2 separate regions of the Homo sapiens genome follow, and region 2 is linked to region 1. The links are chromatin loops, found by intact Hi-C in ENCODE. Cell type or tissue: MCF 10A. All regions are shown on one strand. Links, peaks and the distances in the headings refer to the core of each region. The heading gives the core; the rest is flanking DNA. Region 1 has its middle 25 kb from the start of KRAS. Region 2 has its middle 83 kb from the start of KRAS.

The links. Hi-C counts contacts between places; a loop is a spot of excess contacts. Peaks named below come from ENCODE experiments on the same cell type or tissue, not always from the same donor. Only the 100,000 strongest peaks of a DNase experiment are listed, where the experiment ranks them.
Region 2: a loop joins it to region 1, with 2.6 times the contacts of the local background. A loop is called at or near these places in 5 of 110 quality-filtered maps.

Annotation. Positions count from the first base shown.
Region 1 is chr12:25,271,617-25,279,958 of GRCh38, forward strand. No RefSeq gene overlaps it. Among named protein-coding and RNA genes, the nearest start is that of KRAS, 25 kb to the left of the region's middle. RefSeq lists an enhancer at 4,681-4,825 and a cis regulatory region at 4,748-4,758. In MCF 10A, for the core only: no CTCF peak of the experiment used is centred there; a DNase peak (open chromatin) is centred at 4,735.
Region 2 is chr12:25,330,049-25,338,390 of GRCh38, forward strand. No RefSeq gene overlaps it. Among named protein-coding and RNA genes, the nearest start is that of KRAS, 83 kb to the left of the region's middle. In MCF 10A, for the core only: no CTCF peak of the experiment used is centred there; a DNase peak (open chromatin) is centred at 3,963.

The sequences.
Region 1 (8,342 bases), core at 138-8,137:
TCAGGCAGAAGTGGGTATAGCTGTTTTGCCTAGGAAGCCACCAAGTGAAGAACTCAGTTGCTGTGGTTGAGGCCTCATGACATCCACTGGTGCATAAACTCCTCTGACCTACTTTCTAGCATGATACTCCTTGGCTTTTCTTGTCTGGGCACCAGGAGGTTGTTTTTGGGGATTTTTTTAGCTGTCACAACTCCTTTTATTCAAGTTCTTCTTCCCTCTAAGCCTAACTATCCAGTAAGAGAGTTTCTCCTTATTACCTTCTTTAAATGAGCATCTACTCACTGAGAGCAATTTTTAAAGTGATGCAAGTTAGATGATAATGGCTAGTGAATGGGAGATTTTTAATGTGTGTGTGTGTGTGTGTGTGTGTGTGTGTGTGTAAGGGCCATGGGGGTGAGATGCAGGGGCTCACTCGCAGCAGCATTCCTCAATGACTCGCCCATCACAAGGTCAGTCCTGCCCCTAGAGCAGTAAACCTCTGTACTATGTGCTGATTGAAGATCTTTATGAAGACAATGCCTGACAATACATTTGATTAATTAATGATACCTACCATTCTATTTCCCAGGGGCATCCAAGGAGAAAGAGGCATTTACTTATTCATTCAATACACATTTATTGTGCACTATTTTATGGTAGGCATTGGGTTGAGTGGCAAAGACAGAACAGTGAACAAAATAGGCAACACCCCTGGTCTTAAAAAGTATGCAACCTACCAGCAAAATAAAAGACCCCATCTGCGTAATGGTTTCTGTCTTTTTATAAATCCCATTACACCCACTAGAAAGGCAGCAAAGCATAGGCTCTTTGCATTAAGATTAAGACAGAACTGGGGGCTGGACACAGTGGCTTATGCTTGTAATCCCAACATTTTTGGAGGCTTAGGCAGGAGAATTGCTTGAGCCCAAGAGTTTGAGGCCAGCCGGGCTAACATAGGGAGACCTCATCTCTATAAAAAAAAAAAATTACAAAAATTGTCTGGGCATGATGGGTATGTGCCTGTACGCAGAGCTACTTGGGAGGCTGAGGTGGGAGGATTGATTGAGCCCAGGAGCTAGAGGCTGCATTGACCCAAGATCTTGCCACTGCACTCCAGGCTTGGTGATAGACCAAGACCCCATTTAAAATTTTTAAAATTTTTTAAAAGAACTGGGTTTATTTCAGGCCCAATGATTTTTTTTTCAGATTCTATGTTTTAGAAATTTATTTTATTTTATTTATTTATTTTTTTTGAGACAGAGTCTCCCTCTGTTGCGCAGACTGGAGTGCAATGGCGTGATCTTGGCTCACTGCAACCTCCGCCTCCCGGGTTTTAAGCGATTCTCCTGCCTCAGCCTCCTTAGAAATTCATTTTTTAACCAAATTTTTCTTCTAAGAATTTCCATTTACAAAGAAAACATTTTTATTTTTAAAATAAGCTTTATATTTTACAGCAGTTTTACATTTACATAAAAATTGTGAAAACAATACTGTCCTGTGATTTTAGTTATGTGAACTTTTGAGAGAAGACTCAACCTATTTAAGCCTCAGTTTTCTTATCTGTGAAATGGGAAATATAGATTTGTTTTCATAGGTTTTGTTTTCAGAATTAGAAATACTATATATAAAACATCTGTATTGGGTAAGTGTTCAGTCAATGTTAGCTCTTCCCTATTGCCCTCCAGCCGTATTGCTGGGTTCTGCTAAAGCCTGTTGTCATTCCTGGATGTACAGGTCAGTCATTTATGGACTTTCAATCTCTGTGTCATCTGCCCAAGGGACACTTGGGCAGTGGCCACATTTAGTGACCTGATTATACTCTGTTTAGGATCAGAGTCATGCCAGTGTTAAAAAAAGAAAAATCCTACTCTAGGAATTAATGACTATGTAACCGTTAAATCACAGTCATTCTTTTAAATGACTGACGTACTTATTAGGCAGAAAGAATGTAGAATCACAAACCTTCATATTCTCCAGCATGCTGCTCCACAGCCAGCTGAATTCATCCAGAAATGAGTAAGATCAAATGGGGAGAATGGCCAATGAGCCGGCTGGGGGGAAAACACAGAGTTTTTTTTGTTTTTTTTTTTTTGAGACAGAGTCTCGCTCTGTGGCCAGGCTGGAGTGCAGTGGCACAATCTCGGCTCGCTGCAACCTCCACCTCCCGGATTCAAGCAATTCTCCTGCCTCAGCCTCCTGAGTAGTGGGACTACACTTGCACCACCATGCCCAGCTAATTTTTGTGTTTTTAGTAGAGATGGGTTTTCACCATGTTGGCCAGGATAGTCTTGATCTCCTGACCTCGTGATCTGCCCACCTTGGCCTCCCAAAGTCCTAGGATTATAGGTGTGAGCCACTGCGCCCGGCCTAAAAAAGATTTTTAAGAGTATTACCTGTAATGTTTCAGGCTATGTTGATAAAATGTGCATGACTAAATCACAATGTGTGTGTTAAAAAAATCAATTTTTATTTTACTTTTGTAAAAACTTTATTTTGCTGAGAGAAAAATGCTTGGATTCATTGTTCAGGGAAAATACTTATTGTTATTATTATTATTATTTTATTTATTTTTTTTTTTTTGCGATGGAGTTTCACTCTTGTTGCCCAGGCTGGAGTGCAATGGCACCATCTCAGCTCACTGCAACCTCCGCCTCCTGGGTTCAAGTGATCCTCCTGCCTCAGCCTCCCAAGCAGCTGGGATTACAGGCATGTACCACCACGTCCGGCTAATTTTGTATTTTTAGTAGAGACGGGGTTTCTCCACGTTGGTCAGGCTGGTCTTGAATTCCCAACCTCAGGTGATCCACCTGCCTCGGCCTCCCAAAGTGCTGGGATTACAGGCGTGAGCTACCGTACCTGGCCCTCATTATTATTTTTATGAGCAACATGTTTTGGAACAGTATGCCAACAATATGCCAACACCATGCCTAGTGCTGTACACGTATTTCCTCATATAATTCTCGCTACAGCTCAAGGAGGTAGGTGCTGTTACCATATCCACTAAACAGATGTCAACGCTGATACTGAGTTTGATTTCAGAGCCTGTGCTTTTAACCTCTACACATGATTGTGTTATAAAGTTTGATTCAACAAATACTTCTGAGCTAGGAATTGGTGGTAACAATTCTGCTAGGTGTTAGCTGGCTCTGGGAATAGTGGAGAACAAGACAGACACAAACCCTACCTTCACACAGTTTACAATGCAGAGGGCAGACAGACAATTAGGAAGTAATTTCAATGAAGTTTGATAAGTATTACAATGGGAGAAGAACAGGGTGTTAGGAGAGTAGAGTGAAAGTAGAATTTTATACCAGCTGAGGTCTCTAAGTTGCTCTGAAACTTACTGCATTCCACAGAGAAATTTGGGTTGTTGATTATATGTCATTTAGTTCAGCAACATATAATCCTTTAACATCTCAGTAGTTCTTTCTCTTCCCTCTCTCTCTGTTTCTCCTTTTCTCTTCTCTTTTTATGCCCCAATTAATTATATGTTTGGTTTCTTCCCTGTTGCTCAATAATATATTAATATTCTGGAATTCAAATTTCTGTCTTTTTGTTTGTAACTGGGAAAAAAGGGAGATTATTCAGAATTACTTTTTTCTCTTATACAAAGGAAGAAAAAATACTTGGTAAAGTTTGAGGCCAAGCACTGAGACCCTTTTAAGAAAACATCTAATTCAACCTTTTTCTCAGAAGACAGTTTTACCATCCAACAATACTTCTTAGTTCAAACATTTATTGAATTTTTAAACATCAATCAATTCCTATTAAACAATATTGAGTTATGTAAAATGAGTCAGAAATATGTACATTACATTTCCCTTGAGACCTTTTGAATGTTAAGAAGACAAGTTCTTTTAGAAAATCATTTTGTTTTTGCCAAGCCCGTAATATTTAAAAAATAATTTGAAATATTTTGTGAAGCCCCATATCCCAAGAGATTCATCCATCTCTCCCAAATTATGAGAACATGTGTTTTATTTCCACACCTAAATTTATCCAATTTGGGCTTTCTCTTAGAATTAAAAAACCTTTAAAGCAAGAGGGGAAAAAGCTACCAAACTGAAAATCCAAACCAACTGTGACTCTTGGATTTGAGAGTTAGTCTGCAATTTCTGCTTTTGCTCATAGAAGCTCTTTTAAAATCCTGATAAGCACACTCTGTGGAGCTCCCATTATGTTCCAGGTGCCGTGCAAGCTTCTTTCAATATTGTGTTAATTTGATTCTTTCAGAGTGCAAAGAACAGAGAAATGACCACTTGGCTCAATTAATGCAGGTTTATTAAGAAGGATATAATGACCGGGCGTGGTAGTTCACGCCTGTAATCCCAGCACTTTGGGAGGCCAAGGCGGGCCTGAGGTCACCTGAGGTCAGGAGTTCGAGTCCAGCCTGACCAACATGGAGAAACCCCGTCTCTACTAAAAATACAAAATTAGCTAGGCGTGCTGGCGCATGCCTGTAATCCCAGCTACTTGGGAGGCTAAGGCAGGAGAATTGTTTGAACCCAGGAGGCGGAGGTTGCAGTGAGCCGAGATCACACCATTGCGCTCCAGCCTGGGCAACAAGAGCGAAACTCCATCTCAAAAAAATAAAATAAAATAAAATAAAGAATATAATGTGGAGAAGTAAAAAAATATATAAAGGTCTCATTAACAGGACTAGAATTGCGCTATAGTCACTAAGCCACAACTGAGTAATAGCTCTGATCTAGTAGTATAACTTATCCCCTGGTGACCTCACACAAACTCTTGGCTCCTTGCCATGCACATGACTCAGCTCTTCTGTCTCCATTTCTCTGTACCTGCTTATTTTTCCAACCATTGCTACTGACTGTACTCACTCACTTTCTCTCTGCCTCATGGCTTTGCTACATGGCTGTCTTCCCTCTCTCCACTTCTGCATTTACCCAATGCTGACCCCTCCTTGGATGTTTCCTACTCAGACCCTATAAGACAGAAGAAAGGGCTCTCCTCTTGCGCCAGGCTTCATCATAGGCCATTGGTCATCAGGTCATGTTTAATTAGTAGGGTGACAGGGCAAACAACAACAACAACAACAACAACGGGGAACCTCTCTCAAAAAACCACTCTGATGCTTTTCAGTTTCAGAAGAGAGCAATGAAGCTGGCTAGGAGCCATAAAGGCCTGCACATAGTTTGTTATTTAACTTTGAAACTAAACAAATGTGCAGTGTTTACATAGAGTAAACTGTACCATCATTATCATTGTCATCACCACAGCCATATCTACCTTATATAATATCTACAGCCTCACAAACGTTATCTTACAAAAATGTGTCACTCTGGTTTGTCAAGTATTCTTGTTTATAGAGAATGGTTTGGTACACTAAATGAGGATTGTTGATTTTAGAAAAACTAGGACAAGACGGCATGAAGGCAAAACGCAGTCATTTTCAAATGGGGGGGTATTGCAGGGCAGAGGGAGGCAGAGACAGAGAGGGAAGTGAAGCAGCAAAGCCAGCCACACAAGCAGAACATCCAGGAGTTTATCTGTTTTATACTTTTCATATGAACAGAAGGTTTTCCTATTGGAAAAGATTCCATAGCTTAACAAAAAGTTTGAAAACTCTTGTTAGAGATACGTGTTCAAATCCCAGGTGCCCCTCTTTCTTGCCATGTCAAAATGCCTAAGTTAATTACTTTCTTTTGCCAGTCCTTCTTTGTTTAAAAAATGGACATAATGGTAACTCCTTCATAGGTTTGATGTGTGGATCTAAAGAAATATAGCATACAATGCATGGGGATTATTGTACCTAGGTAAATGTTAGCTCCAGTCTACACTAAATACTAAACAGGGCCAGGCGCAGTGGCTCATGCCTGTAATCCCAGCACTTTGGGAGGCTGAGGCGGGCGGATCACGAGATCAGGAGATCGAGACCATCCTGGCTAACACAGTGAAACCCTGTCTCTACTAAAAATACAAAAAAATTAGCCGGGCGTGAGGCTGAGGCAGGAGAATGGCGTGAACCTGGGAGGTGGAGCTTGCAGTGAGCTGAGATCGTGCCACTGCACTCTAGCCTGGGCAACAGAGTGAGACTCCATCTCAAAAAATAAATAAATAAATAAATAAATAAATACTAAACAGTAAAATTTTACTGGTCATGACTTAATCTTTCATTGCTGATTTAGAGGAATTTTCAGCAGCATTAAATAAAATGCTGGCTGAGATTTACATATGGTGTTTGCTGTAGAAATATTTATGTTATAGCTATTTAAATACACTTTTATTGTAAAAATCCAGTGTTTTGGAAATTTTTCATTATAGGATCAAATAATTAGGAAGAACATAAGGAAGAGACATTACCTTATTCGATTATTCAATTCCTTAACTAAAATATAATTTAGTTGTAATTTAAATCATAATTCCTTGAAAAAGATTGTTTTTCAAATATAAGGTATTATCTGTTTTATAACTCTGGCTCACTCCTGGTTTCTATGCACTTTTTCTTAACAGCATTTTAAGACATTAATTTTACCTTATTGATAATGCTTCCTTTTTGAAATCTTTCCAGCAGTGAAATTACCATGCAAAGTATAACTTCAAGTGTCAAGAACGCAAACATGACTAAAAATATATTGCTTTACACATACAACAAGTGTATGTGTTTCTGTTTTACTGGTTTAGAAGATGTGTCACTTGAATATTCAAAATTCAGTGACTTTCTCAATTTCGGAGAATTTTAGGATGTAGTTGTTCAAGGCGCTTATTTGATAGATAAGGGAAATCAAGTGCCAAGAAGTTACATGATGGTACACCACCACTCAGGCTAGGGCCATGACCCATCATCGATCTGCTGGTTCTTAGCGCTCTGCCTCACATCAAGACCAGTGGAACAGCCACCTGCATCATTTGCTGAGTAAGCATTTGAACGTGAAATTGGATGGACCCTAAAAGAAAGTATGAACCAATTATCAAAACTAGAAAACTTGAAGGATAAAAGTAAAAAAAAAAAAAGAAAGAAAGAAAGAAAAAAATTAATGCTATTTAACGAGCCTAAAACACCACATGAAAACTTTAAAAAAATTGTACTGTATTTGTGTAATATTCTGCATCAAGGTAAAAATCCAATCTTCTAGTAGAGAAGCCAATTAAAAAATTCAATGATTAGAGTCCTCTTTAGACGATAATAGCAGAAATCCTCACTCATTAGTTTAGAGAAAGTCTTGCCTTCATTATATTAACCAGTGGGAAAATGTGTTTAAATTTCTACAAGAAGTTAATATTTATTTTTCTATGAGTAACAGTGACTGAGATTTAATATGTTTAAGTAAGTGTCAATATAGAATCTTAATTAAACTAACAGATTATTCTTTGTCAGATTATTCTTTGTCATGAAATGCAATTTGAATGAATCAATTGGCTATTTTTCATCTATTGTAAGACATTAGTTTCTATGATGGTTAATGCTAATATGTATAACCAGGTAAGTGTTTAAAGCAGATAGGAAATTGGAGTACCGGGTAGCCCTGGCTGCCCACTTAGTCACTACCATCTCTCTGGGAAATAACCATTTTATTGTATTAGGATTCTCACTCTACTTTTTCTCTTTTGTAATATTCCTACAAGGTTGTATGACTTATTGTTATATAGGTAAAAAATATTCTTGGGGCAAAACATGACCCCCAAATCTAGTGGCTTAAAATAAACAATAAACATTTATTATTTCCTACAGTTTCTGTGGGAAGGGACTGTGAGGGTGGCTTGGCAATTGATCCTGAATTGGTGTCTCATGAGATTAGGATCATTCAAAGAGTTCACTAGAGTTAGAAAGTCTGCTTCCAAGGTGCTCACTCACATGGTGGCTTGTTGACACTGGCTGTTAGCACTTGGCCTTAGTTCCTTTCCATGTGGGTCACTTCATGAGATTACCTGAGTGTCTCTACAACATGGCAGCCAGCTTTCTCATCTGCAAGCAATCCAAGAGACCAAGATGAAGCCTCAGTACTCTCTGAGACTAGCTTCAGTAGTCACACACCGTCATTTCCACATTTGCATTTAGTCAATCAGGGTTCTACACAAGGATATAACTACCAGAGTTGAGGACCATTGGCTGCTATCTTATAGCCTGGCTATCAAAAAGACAATGTATTAGCCAGGGCTCTTTTTGGTTCTTAAATGACAGAAGCACAACTCAAACTTACTTAGACAAAGGAGAACTTATTGGCTCACATAACTAAATTGTCATTAGAGGTGACATGTATGTATGCCTTGGATATTAATGAAACTAGATGCCCTGAGAACTCTCTGTCCATTCCATGCATATACTACTCTTTGCATGTCAGTGGTATGCTCTCAAACTGCCTGCTTCCACGTGGCCATCTTATGGTGGGGTCTATCCTTTT
Region 2 (8,342 bases), core at 268-8,267, 59 kb after region 1:
GATCTTGGGCTCAAATTTTGATGGGTAGTAATGATCTGGAGATCTGGAGTTCTCATTATGATCTCTCTTTTTCATTAATTCAGTTAGTTTAAAAAGTATGTATAGAGAGTGTTTAGCATTCTTAGCCTTGTATTGAAAATATACAATGACAACACCTAAGAATTGGAGGGCATTATCTTTGTCTAACAGGTGATTGTAACTTAGAAATGCAGATGAAACAAAAGTAATCAGCAGTGTAATGTAAGTCTTTTGCTCAGAGATACCATGATTAGTAGCTTACGGAACAGACACAAGTTAATTAGCCTACAAATTTAAAAAACCAAAATGAATGAATAATAAACAGATTTGGAAGGTAGATTAGTGGAGTGAAAACCTCATGCTTTGAATCTAAGTGCTACTATTGATTGTTACCTAGACTTTTTTAGCTTTAATGCCTTCATTTGCAAAATAGGGATAATTATAGCTACCTTGCAGGGTTGTTGTAAAAATTAGATAAATACAATGTGTTCTATAAATGGGGACTATATGTAATGAATATTATTTTCATGACTAAATCTCCATTGGAGCTTCACAGCCATTAAGTACTAGTAGTAATACCCAACAAGGGAAAATTTGGGTTGTTTAGAGTAGCTGGAAGGGTCTTGTCCTTGCGGAGGTGAGACCTGAGTGAGAGTAGATTACAGACAATTGATGCGAGCCAAAGGGAAGAGTAACTATTACCAGCCAAAGCTTGGCTTAGAAGAGGGCCTTTCTTTGACCTTACTTAGGAACTGAAGCCCCTAGATGCTAAAGCCACATGGCAGGATTATAAATCCAAAACCTGCATGTTCATACTCAATAGTGTGGCATATTCTTATGCAAATTTTAAGTTGGATATAGTTATTATTACTGAAATTTATTTAGGTAAGAGGAGACCTATTGCAAGACTAAAGAAGGAAAATAATCAGACTGTATCAAAACTCATCTGTTATTGGCCATATTTTCATATTTTGAAAAATACACTGGTTTATCTTCCAAGCACACAGAAAGTTGAGCATTAGACTTGGTGTTTTCACAGACATTATCTCATTCCACCCTGACAGCATAGTTGGAAAGTGTGCATTCTATCCTCATTGTAAGTATGAGGAACAAGGCTTAAAGAGCCCAGTAGGGCCAGCATCAGAGCCTGGGTTTTATTCGCCTGTAACTACACCATGTTACACAGCTCCTGCATATCACATATCACAGTGGTTTTCTGCTGCTATTCGTAAATTTCGTAGGTAACTGAGAGAGAGAGCATTGAGGGTGAGGGGATAGAAGTGTGGAGTGAGACAGGTGCTCTTGCGATGGAGATGGGGGTATATATGGCACATAAACCATGGGATTGCAATGGGGACTGGGCAGGGAGGAGACCACAGACCATCAGGCAACCAAACTCTAAGATAATTGTCCAAGGACTATTAATTTACCACCTTGGGGCTCCCAGTGAGACCCCAGAAACGCTGAAACCCTATTTCCTGTTTTCTCTTTTACTTGCTAGATGTCCCAATTCTTTTTTAGCATAACTTGATGTGACACCAATGTCTTTGATACGTGTGTCTGAGAAAGCAGCTACTGAAAACCATCTTCTCCAGCAAGCCTTCCAGGACTGCAGGTAAGGGTGTCTGTCACTACTCCCAGCAGCCCCCAAGGGTGGACAGTAGTAACCTCCTGGGATTCACTCTCACCTGTCACTCTGTGCATCTACTCACCTTTCTTTTTATTCACAGTAAACCCTTTCCTTGAATTCAATGTTAACAACATTCTCTACACCCCCTTTATAGTCCAGTGTTATCTGGTTATCTGCCTCACTTTGGAAATCAGAACCTCCTAATTAGGCAGGGTATGGTGGCTCACGCCTGTAATCCCAGCACTTTGTGAAGCCGAGGTGGGCAGATTACCTGAGATCAGGTGTTTGAGACCAGCCTGGCCAGCATGGTGAAACCCCATCTCTACTAAAAATACAAAAAAATTAGCTAGGGGTGGTGGCATGGACCTGTAGTCCCAACTGCTTGGGAGGCTGAGGCAGGAAAATCACTTGAACCCAGGAGGCAGAGGTTGCAGTCAGCCAAGATCATGCCACTGCACTCCAGCCTGGGCGAGAGAACCAGACTCCATCTCAAAAAAAAAAAAAAAAAAAAAAGAACTTTGTAATTGTTTACTAGAAGCCTTGGGAAAGACCTTGAATTTGCAAACCTGTGAATTTTTCCACTCTGAGGACGGGAGCAGAGCCTGCAAGAATCAGACCAGCCCTGTCATTGAAGCTTTGGGCTGTCTTCTGGACTATTTTCTGTCTTTTACTCTTGAGTTAGCAGTTTCACTCTTAGTATGGTATAAGTCAAGTTTGCAATGACAGTGAGTTTCAGCACTCTGCCCAGGTGTGCAACTGTATTAAGGTGTCCATTGAACAATGCACAACGAAAGCTTTTAGATCACTGGCAGAAAATAAATAAATTGAATAAGTAAAAATTGAAAGCAGATTATAGAATTAGTTAAGCATAGTTTTTAAAGCACTATGTTTCTTTATTCCAAAAGGAATACATGTCTATTGCACAAACTTTGGAAAATGTAAGAATTTGACATGATTGTTAACAGAGCAGAGGCATTTATCTCTTAGCTGGCTTGGGGTCCATTCTCCTTTCCACATCATTTTCTCCTGTGAGAGAACAAATGTGACAAAGGGTATCAAGAAGTTTCTTTTCCTTCCCTCTTTTCAAGACTGCATCTTACAGAGGTGTGTCAGATCTAGAATTCTACATAGAGGGGCTTAGAAGTCATGTCTTGTTACAAAGAGAGGATTAAAGCTGTGAGTTTGTAAAGCATGTGACATAAGACCTGAAAAACATCAACTATTCGTTTTGAAGAAGGGCTCACAGAGAGATTTTGAAAGACAAAACCCTCCCAAGCTACACTCCTAGTGCCTCAGTTGCTACAGAGGGGTGTCCACAAGACTATTTAGTTACCTATTCCGTTAATAAGCATTTATTGAGCACCTTCTATGTGCAATGCCATAAGGTAAATCCTAGACAAAACAAGAAACAAAAATGAACAAACTGTGGTTCCCAGCTTTATGGAATTTTAAAATAACAAAAGATTTTGCTTGACATTTAGGTCATTTTCTACTAAAAATAATACTGTGATGAAATCCCTGTGGTTGAATTCTTTTGCACATCTCTGAATATTTCCTTAGGATTTATTTTTAGAAGGAGATGTGCAAGGTGTCAGCTTGATGATCTTAGAACTTGTAAAATAATCAGACAAATCAGAAGACATAGCCAGAATTTAATGGATTATTAATTTATTATCTATAGTAGTTGCGTTGTTCTAAAACTTAAAAGTACATGTAAAGAATTCAGGAGTTTGACTAAAAAGACATTTAAATGGCTGGGTGCTGTGGCTCACGCCTGTAATCCCAACACTTTGGGAGGCCAAGGTGGGCAGATCACCTGAGGTTAGGAGTTCAAGCCTGGCCTGGCCAACATGGTGAAGCCCCATCTCTACTAAAAATACAAAATTAGCCAGGCATGATGGCACATTCCTGTAATCCCAGCTACTTGGGAGGCTGAGGCAGGAGATCACTTGAACCTGGGAGGTGGAGGCTGCAGTGAGCCAAGATCATGCCATTGCACTTCAGCCTGGGCAACAAGAACAAAACTCAGTCTCAAAAAAAAAAAAAAAAAAAAAAAAGCCATTTGAACATCTCAGAAGCCAAAGAAATATAAAATCCAATCCACTCAAATGAGAAAGCTTCAAAAGTGAGTGTTACAGATCCCAATATGATTTGAAAATTAGGTAATAAGATGACTCACATCTAAGGACTTTTGTTTCAAATGATGAAATCTCTGTTTCAGGCTATAAATAGGGCTCAATACGCCAGTATGCCCTTTCAGTGTCATAAACACCGATCGAGTGTCGTCTCAGCCTGTATCACCTGGCACCCACAAAGCTTCAGCAAGTCAATCCATAAATTACACAGGGAGGTAATCCTCCAAACTGTGAAGGATGACATCATCACTTCCTTGATGACTAAGCCTCTTCCAACTCTACGAAGATTTAGAAAGTTTTTCATGGTATTAACATATTTTGTGTTAGGAAATCTATGTATGCTTAGTATTTTTGGTTCTTTCTTTTTCTTCCTTTTTTTTTTTTTTTTTGAGACAGTCTCACTCTGTCGCCCAGGCTGGAGTGCAGTGGCACAATCTCAGCTCACTGCAGTCTCCACCTCCCAGGTTCAAGTGATTCTCATGCCTCAGCTTCCCGAGTGGCTGGGATTACAAGAGTCCACCACCATGCCCAGCTAATTTTTGTATTTTTTAGTAGAGACAGGGTTTCACCATGTGTACTTTCAATGTTTATAATTTAGCCTATTACAGTTAACAGATCAGTTCTTAGTTTCTATTTTAAACATGTATGTTATACGTAATGGATTTAGACTTTTGATTTAAGTTGAAATTTTATTGAGCTGATCTATGTATTAAAATAGTGAAAAGATCCTAAAGCTCATTGTATTTATAAGCTTATTAGAGTCATGGTTTATTTGGTACCAGGAAAGTTTGTTTGTTAGAACAGACAATTACAGTGTTGAAAAGAAAATGAATGTTTAAATCTATAGAGTTTAAGGTATTCGAAGGAGCCCCTTTATCTTTAAATGAGATTAAACATAATTGATGGCCCCTAAATATAATTGTTATTAATTACTGGACTTTTGAATAATTCTTTGAATTTAACACCTTAATGAAGAGCTACTGTTTAGAACTTGTCATTTTAATTTAAAAGTTCAAAATAATCATTTTTACACAGAAAATTCTCTTTCAAAGACGCCAAAAAAAATACTCACTTAGAATTAATATAAATGCACAATTCTAGGCTTTTAGTACCTATTAGGCTGTCTATATTTGAAATTTTAAATTCTCTATCCCTGAGTAATCACAAAGTTATCCTAACAACACATTTTAAATATTTCTTTCTAATCTCTCTGTCTCTGTCTCTCTCTCTCTCTTTTCTCTTCTTACTGAATTTTGAATAGTCTAGGTCTAGGGCACACACTCTGACCATGTTTATGAGCTGATTAGCATAATAAAATTATAGGCGAAAAAATAAATCACTTAAAGGTACATAGAAGAAAAATAGAAAGTTATATAATTTTCTTCAGTGAGGATATAAATGCATGCTTTGGATATCCAGAGATTCAAACGAAATCCATTGGTTGGAAAGCTTTTATATTAGAGGAAAAAAGCTTTCATTACCAGAGGGGGAAAAAAGAATTGAGATGACTTTATGAAAGAACCACAAAACTAATTAAAGTTCTGTGAAAGAGGCCCCATAGGGAAAGGCTTAAAGATGTGGGATATTTAAACTGCAGAAAACTGAGGTGAAGTGTCTAGACAAAGTGGTTTGACTAAAGTTGGCTTTTAAATACTGGTTGAAGTTCTTCCAATAACTGGCCCCCTTATAAAGCAAATAAAGCTTATTTTAAAAATTCTTCAGCTGACCTATGAAGTGTAGAATTTAAGGATCTTTAAATATAGGAAGAGATATTCTATGAAGTATATACTAAACAGACATTTTCTTTCCTTTACAGATAGTGCAAAGGCAGAATGAGCTACAGCAAGAAAATTGTAGGTCGACATTAGAAAAATTTGTAGATCTAAGATTGCATTATACAAATAATATACTGGATGATCCTTTTTGGAAGGAAAAAGAAACTAAAATGCATAGAAAGCATTCTTTCTTAGTAGATGAATGTAAAAGGTGATGAGAAAATCACAGGGTGAAGGCACAGGGAAGAGAAGGGAGGATAAGTAGCCACTGGGCTTGGTCAAATCCTAGACAAAAGGTTAGAGAGGTCAAACTCAGCCATTTAATGCCCCTGCCCCTTCTCACATTCAGGTCCAGGAAACTAGCTTCTTGGGATTCTCACTTTCACAGTCGCTGCTCTGAACTCCACCAGTCTTACTCTAAGCCATCTAGCCAACTTCTCCCCATCACTCAGGGCTTTGTTTTTTCTAATTAGATAAAAATCGCTCATCAGGAAAAGTGGCATTTATCAAGGTGTTAATGGGTACCCCTCGGCTAATGTTATCTTTGTCCAAATATCACATTTGCTTTATAATCAGATTTCTTGAATATTTATAACTTTACTAAAAGGAATGACTTTAACAATAGAACTCTCTAGAACTTTTTTAGGTCAGGATGGGAGGGAGAAGAGTTTTGAGGGATCCAAACACTCCATGTACATTGGTTCAACAGCTAATTATTAAGCACTTTCTGTTTCAGACACAGTTCTAAGCACATGCTATAACTTCATATAGTGAAAAGTACTACGAATAAAAGACAACAAGGTGATGAGATAGAGATGAATGGGTAGAGCTGGGATAGGTGGTGCTGGTGGCTACTTTTTCTAGATCGTGCAGTCTCGGAACTCCTTTCTGAGAAGGTGATGCTTGAGCTGAGAATCTGAGTAAGATGGAGCTTGTTAGGTTAAGCTTTGGAGGCAGAGAATATTCTAGGAAAATCTTTAACTGAGGTTGGATGGCCTTTGCATGCATTCAACCTGAGAACATCAGTAGCACTTATGGAATTAATATTGGTCTCTCATCTTCTCTAGAGGTTTCAGAAAACTCTAGGAAATTCAGATCAAGCTTTGACATCCTCTATGATCTTTTTCTTCTTAGATTTCAATCTTCTAAGGCAATTAGAACAGATATACTCTGCTCATATAGGAGTCTATTATTTATTCTTTTTTTATTAGTTCTTGAACATTTATTCAACAAATATTTATTAAACATCTACCACGCGCCAGATAATACAGCAGTGAACCAAACATAAAAATCCATATCTAGGCTGGGTGCAGTGGTTCACACCTGTAACCCCAACATTTTGGGAGGTCAAGGCGGGAGGATTGCTTGACACCAGGGGTTTGAGACCACCCCGGCCAACACAGCGAGACCCCATTTCAAAAAAAAAAAAATCCACATCCATATGGAAATTTGCATTTTAGTGAGAGAGAAAAACAATAAAGAAAATACTTTATTTCATCAAATGTAAGATGGACAATTTTTCACACTTCAAAATCTCTGAAATTGTAATCTGACTTAGTACCATCTTACATTTGTAATTGGCAGCTGTTTTTCTTTTCTTGTGATACAAAAATAATGTTGCATCTTATTATCAAAGACATCTAAGATTTCATCAAGTGTTTCTTACTGATAATAAGAAAAATAAGTAGATGGTTAGATAGTGTTAAGTGCAAAAGAGAAAAATAAAGCAACTTTCACTGCCAAAATGAGTGAGAATAAATTAATTTTAAGAAAAGTAAAGCAAGAGGGGGAAGGGGATAGAAAGTGCTTGTGACTTGGAGGGGCGGGTGGGAAGGGAGTTATAATTTTAGATGGGAAGGCCTCATTGAGAAGGTGCCGTTTGTGCACGACCTGAGGGTGGTGAAGGAGGAAGCCATGTGAATATCTAGGGGAAAGGTATCCCAAGAAGAGAACTGCAAGTGCAGAGGTCCTGAGGCAGGTGCTTGCCAAGTATGCTTAGAAAGCAGCAATGAAGGCCACGTGCCTGTGGTAGAGTGAGCAAAGAGGAGAGCAGTAGGAGATGAAGTCAGGGAGGTAAGGAAGTGCCGGATCATGAAGAGCGTTAACAATTGATTTGTCATTGATGGAGAAGAAGCTGATTTGATGAGAAAATATCAAGGGCCCAACATAAGACACGTTTTAGAGATGTCTGGGAGTCAGTTTATCTGAGGCTGAAATTCAACAGAGGTCCAAGTTGGAGATGTACATCTAGGCTCTATATAGCCAAATTATGGACATGGTTGTGGTGTACATAAATAATTCTAAGGACAGAGCCCGAGGGAGGACTCCAGCATTTTATTGTGACCCACATAGGCCAACTTGGCCTCAAAGACAACTGACTTACCCATTCACTAGCAACTGTATGCACAAGGCTAAATTCTAGATTCATCCAATTACTTTAAAAGGCCCCGTGGGAATATACTCAACAACACTGTGTGTTTATTACAGAGGATGCTGTGACATGTGGTTATTCCTTGAGGAGCAGTGTTTTGTCTATTTCATCTGCTCTGGATATCTTCCAGTACTGGCATATCTTAGGACTGAGCACAGTTTTTCTCTGGATGGCTTCTATTCCATCTATTTTCCATTCCTTCAGAGGTTACAAATAAAGACACTGATTTCCTTACTCATAAAATGAGAGTTTAATGGCTACGTCACAAGATAACTGTGATGACCATTTCAAAGGAAATAAAGAAAGCATTTAGTGCAGCATGTGGGGGCATAGTGTAACATCCATAAATGTTC